Regions from separate parts of the Homo sapiens genome. Here region 2 is linked to region 1. The links are chromatin loops, found by intact Hi-C in ENCODE. Cell type or tissue: PC-3. All regions are shown on one strand. Each heading gives the region's core, and the rest is flanking DNA. Links, peaks and the distances in the headings are about the cores only.

Region 1 (2,941 bases), core at 182-2,681:
TAACCATTTTTACACAGGAAAAATGATCCTACTTTTTGTGAAAATTGAGTGTTTCAAAAAACAGAATTTTACAAGTGCACGAATTTATATGTTTTCTTGGGGAAAATAAAACGTGGAGCACTTAGAAAAGACTCCTATATTGTAATCAGATTTGCAAAAGCACCATAAAAGCCATAATGTAAAATTGTTTTTGAATTTCCTACCTAGCATTATAAATACTACACCAAGAACAAAACTTGAAAGTATAAAAGAAACTAACTTTTATAAAGTATGAACTATGACACGCAACAACTTTGTACTCTATGTAACGTTGCCCTTATTTCCTCAACAGGCTGTAGGTTTCTCAGACAGGTTAAGTAGCTTGCTCAAGGTCAGGTTACTAGTTTGCAGGAGGCAAGAGCATGCATCCAGCTTGGTTTTAGGCTAAAGCCCCATGTTATGTCCACGGTATCACATTGTCTCCATACAAGTGAAAAGAAAATGATACAGAAAATTGATTCATAAATGAACGAAATGGGTTGTATAACCTAGAAAAAAATAGAATTTGGTTTGTCACAAATAAAATGAAATAAAGTCTTTACACATCTGTAGGATTACTTCACATATTCATTTATATTTTAAAACGATTTGAAATTACTTCTTTGTTCTTTAGTCTTAATTTTTTAAACCACATGTTCGTCTGTAGCTATTTTCTTCTTTTATTTTCTACTTAGCCTCTAGATCTCATGTAGGTACACATTTGCTGGAGACATCATCCCTAAGAATAGTTTACATAACTAAGAATTAGTTATCTGGTTATTGAAGTCTAATATATTTGACTCACTCATATTGTTTATTCCTTGATCTAGAATTACAATTTACTATGTATGTTAAATTTGCATTTAAATACATTGAACTATCACAACTGACTTTCTATCCTACTTGATATGTTTGTGCTTCACTGCAAACAACCCAAATAAAACCATAAAAACAATTGATTATATTGATACAATTATATTTCAATTTTGAAAATGAATTTTCCATAACAAAATTATTTTTGCCTTAATACTGTATTGCATAATTGATGAAACATAAAATGATTATTCAATAATGCATGTATGCACTAACTTTGCATCAAAAACTATTTCTTGATATATTTGTGAATATTCCAAATTAAGTACTAAAATATATTGTTAACTCCATATACCTGGCAAAATAGGACAATGATATAAATTATATTGCAATGTTGCCATGTGAACAAGTATCCACTGTATAAATGCATGCATGCAGTTTTATGTGTTTAGACTTCTAAATATGCATACGTACATCTAAGTGTGTGAGTGTGTGTGTGTATGTGTGTATAGAAGAGAGAAGAGAAAAATGACGTGTGCATAATACAATGAATAGTACAAGATTGCCACCTTCTGGATTTAATACATAAGTGACTTTTTTTTTCTTTTGGAAAAATGTCCCCCTCTTCCAAAAAGTGTTTATTAGTAATGATATTTCTTGGTAGCTTGCCCTATATTTTACTACTCATATTTAAGTAGTGTTTCTAACACTAGAATTCTTTTACAATTGCTTGGAATTCATTTTATGTATACAAAGATTTTCTAGATAATATAATAGGTCTCAAAATTTTCTCCAGATGTAGCCATTTGTGTGTCAGTGACACAAGTAAAGCCAATCTCCCCCTCCTGCCCCCCAAAATAGAACACACTGCAATGGGAACATATATTTAGTAGGAAGTTAATTAAGTCATTATTTTTATAACTGTAGAAATTGATAACTCAGCAATAAAAACATTTCCAATATTTTGTGCAAAATAATGTCAAAACACATTTTTCTAACATATTTTACTAGTTTAATATTTTGAATTTTTATATATATAGGTTTCTTATCAAAAGTAGCAGAATTATTTTTGTTAAAGCTCAAAATTAAACATATGAACATTATACAAGTATATCTACATTATCAGGAATGATCAGACATTATGTGAAGTGAGCAAGCATATATTGGATTTACAATTGTGAAATATAGACCTCTCCTCTCCTTTGGTACCAGATTCCCCTGAGCATGAGGAAGCTGAATCATGATGTCCCTCATTACCCAAAATCTCATATTCCACAATCAGAACTTGCTCTGAATCTAAAATCCAATCAAACATTTTCAGCAGTGTTCTAACTCACTTAGAATACTGATAAATTATAATTGTTAATTTTGCTTATACATAAAAATCATTGACCTTTCTTCTATTAAAGAAACATCAAGGCTTTGGGAAGCGACATGACTAATCATTGTGTTTGGGGCAATTTGCTTTACTTCTTTTCCTTTTGCCTGTTTTTTATTCCTTTCTTCTTTTTCTTCTGTTTTTGGAAATATGGGGTGCATATATATTTCACCGAGCTTATAAAGATTGTAAAGTATCTGAATCTTTATATTTTGCACGAGTAAGACTAACCTTGCATACAAACATATCAAATATACATATGAATCTTAAATATGTCAGAAAAGATATACTATTTTTGGCTGTAGACAATATTTTATAACATAATGTAAATGTTCATAGCCACTCTAATATTAATGCTAATTTTATGTAACCTATGTTGTAAAGGTCTTTTAAGGAACTTATAATTCACTCTTCTTTGGGGGATTGAGATTTTAAGAATCATGATACCTCTCCATTATCTGTGTAAAATTGCAATAAGACATTATTTTAAACATGAGATAATATCCTTGTCCAGATTTCTTGCCCTTCAAATATTATTCATTCACTCTTGAATCCCCAAATGACAACTTCTCAGGTAGATTCAACTAATGGGAATATGGAGTGTATTGAAACAAAATGAGAGTGAAGAATGAAACAATTCATTGTAATAGAAGAGGATTTTAAATGCTTATGACTTAGTGATGTTTATGTAGTTCAAATAATCAAAATATTGTAGAATACACTTTTCTCACT
Region 2 (2,941 bases), core at 171-2,670, 400 kb before region 1:
TTCTTTTCCCTAGTTATAGCAAGTATTGCATATATACCTGGAATCCTTTAAACAAATAAAATAAGAAATATATATCCATTGCCACTCCTTCAAGCATGAATAACTTTAAAATACAACTTTCATAAAACTAGTGTCCATACTCTTTTTTATAATTTTTAATATTTTTCTTCCTAGAAAACCTTTAAATTAACATCTTTTGATAAACTGAAATTATCTCAGTTACATTTATTTTTCATAAATGGTGATACTCCTGGTGTTAAAATATGAAGAGGTTAATGAGAGAGAATTCTGGCAGAATAATAGTAAAAAAAATGCTTGAAAGATTGCATTTTGACAAATCAATAAGCTTTTGATGTCACATAATTACATTTTCATTTTGTCCTCTTCAGGTTGGTTATTAACACAGCAGTAGGCTGTCTGTCTGCTCTCTAAGCCAAGGTTAATAAACATGTTTACAACATGATATTTCTGTTGCCTCAGTACAAAATAAGCTCTGTTCTTATTTCTTGACATGCTCTTGTCGCCTTTAAAACATTAATCTCTGGGACTTTTGAAGTGGCAAAGGAAGCTAGGAAACAAATAGTATACCTATGTATATATATATATGCATAACTTTTGCAGGTTGAAAATTCTACAGCAGTTTATTGTCTTGTCTTTCAAGATTTTCTGATTTTCTTCAAAGAAATGTTTATGTTTTTCTAGGTAACCACTGTTCCACATTCAAATTTAGATGTGGAAATATTAATGTTTATAACATAGTTAACTATAAACTTCTACAGCATTTTAAAGAATTGTTTACTAACTACCTGTAAACCCAACTATACTTTCAATACAAATTAATTCATCACATATAAAGTAACATAACTGAGATGAACAAAATTAGTTTTGTCACTTTTTATTTAATTTTAAAAAATAAATTCTAATGAGGGTAAATTAATGGTGACTACTTAATTAAATTGTTAAATGTATCAACAAATACATTAAGTATATATAATTCAAATCAAATCAAAAATAAATTTTAGATACATGAAGCAAATGGATTAAAGTTTTACATTCTGACAAAAGAGAAGTATATTATTCACAGTGACTTTATTTTATTTACAATGAAAAGCTGTAGGTCAATAGAAACAATAAAAAATTACAATTATATTACACAAGGTATCGTAGAACACTCAAAATAATACTTAGTTGAAATTCAGTAAATAGCTATGAAAGATCTCTAAATATTATCCTCAATAGTTTTATAACTGATTTTTTTTAAAAGCATGTTTTTGAAAGTTTCTTAAAAGTTAGATTTTGCCAAGCATGGTAGCTCATGCAGGTAATCTCAGCATTTTCAGAGGCTGAGGCAGGAGGACGGCTTGAGTTCAGGATTTCAGGATCAGCCTGGGCAACATAGTGAGACATTATCTCTACCAAAAAAAAAAAAAAGTTAGTGTGGTGGCACATACCTGTGATCCCAACTACGCAGAAAGCTGAGATGGGAGGATTGCTAGAGACCAGGAAGACCAGGCTGCAGTCAGCTGAAATGGCACCACTGCACTCTAGTGTTGGAAGACAGAATGAGACCCTGTCTCAACAAACAAACAAACAAAAGGTTAGATTTTTGCCTATCACCAAAGATGCTTCATTACTTTTTAGACATAAATATATGTATGCATTACTGGACTTGACTTTCTGCTTCATTGTTGAGGCTATACTATTTAAAGCAATATTTGATAATAAAAATGCTTTTGAACCAAAGAAACTATGTCATGAAATAAGTCATAGAGAGTAATTTTTTTTCTACAGTTATTAAGAAAAAGAATTTCTAAGCACTATTTTTTTTTGTTCAGATTGGAAAATATCTTTGGTTCTTTTATAGGTCATAGTGATACAATCTTTATGTTTTACAAATTCATTTGATCATAAATTACAGTTAAAACAATTTTTTCAAAGAACATAATTGATTAAACCATATGTTTTAATTGAAATGTGAGACTATTGGAGGCTTCATCGTGGCCCCCAAAAAGATATGTGTACAGTGTGAATATTAATTTTTATGGCAAAGTATGTGATTAAGTAATTGAATGAAGGAGCTGGTCCTGGATTATCCAAGTGGGCTAAATTCAATTATAAGTGTTCTCAAAGAGTGAGACAGAGAATTATTAAACAGACACAGCAGAGGAGAGCACAAGGTAAAGATGGTCAAGATTTTATTGATGCAGCCATAAAACAATGAATGAGAACAGGCACCAGAAACTGAGAGATTCAAGAGGAGTTGCAGCCCCATCTACGCCTTGCTTTTGGAGTCGTGGCCTCCGGATTGTGAAAAAAATAAATTTCTGTTGTTTTAAGTGCCAAGTGTGTGGTAATTTGTTACAGCAGCCCTAAAAAACTAATAGATTAAACTAGCATTTTAACTAGTGATAATATTGAAATTAAATAATGATGTGGTTTATAAAATCTATACACTGAAACAATCACAGTATACAAGATCAATGGTAGTGTACTCAGTACACATTATAGTCCATTCTGCTTACAAAATGATAAAAGTTATTACTTGTAGAAGTTGAATCATTCTGCGTGTAAATTTTTTAAAACTTTAGTATAAGTTTTTAAGCTATAATTAATGTTTTCACTATAGAACTAACCTGACATTTTGGCTCCACTCTTGAAATGCGAAAAGTAAGACTTTAAAAGCATTTAAGAAATGATAAACACGAACGAGACTAATTTTAATAATGGGGCATTTTACTCTATAATATGAATTTTATGTTGTAGTCGAGATGTCTCAAATGGTTACAGTACATATTTCCTACCATTTTTATCAGTAACTCCAAATTTTTGACAGTTTTTCAAGAACTTAAAACAACGATTAGTATTTATACCTGTGTTGAGCCTTCCTTTCTGTTTCTTTAATAAACTGAAATATATTCAAGATCATTTGTGGTTAATAGAG

Evidence for each region. Peaks named below come from ENCODE experiments on the same cell type or tissue, not always from the same donor. Only the 100,000 strongest peaks of a DNase experiment are listed, where the experiment ranks them.
Region 2: it touches region 1 in a loop (5-fold over the local background); 4 of 110 quality-filtered maps call a loop at or near these places.

The regions. Positions count from the first base shown.
Region 1 is chr13:69,322,921-69,325,861 of GRCh38, forward strand. No RefSeq gene overlaps it. Among named protein-coding and RNA genes, the nearest start is that of LINC00383, 100 kb to the left of the region's middle. In PC-3, for the core only: a CTCF peak has its summit at 1,394 (motif pointing left); no DNase peak of the experiment used is centred there.
Region 2 is chr13:68,926,082-68,929,022 of GRCh38, forward strand. No RefSeq gene overlaps it. Among named protein-coding and RNA genes, the nearest start is that of LINC00550, 42 kb to the left of the region's middle. In PC-3, for the core only: a CTCF peak has its summit at 1,569; no DNase peak of the experiment used is centred there.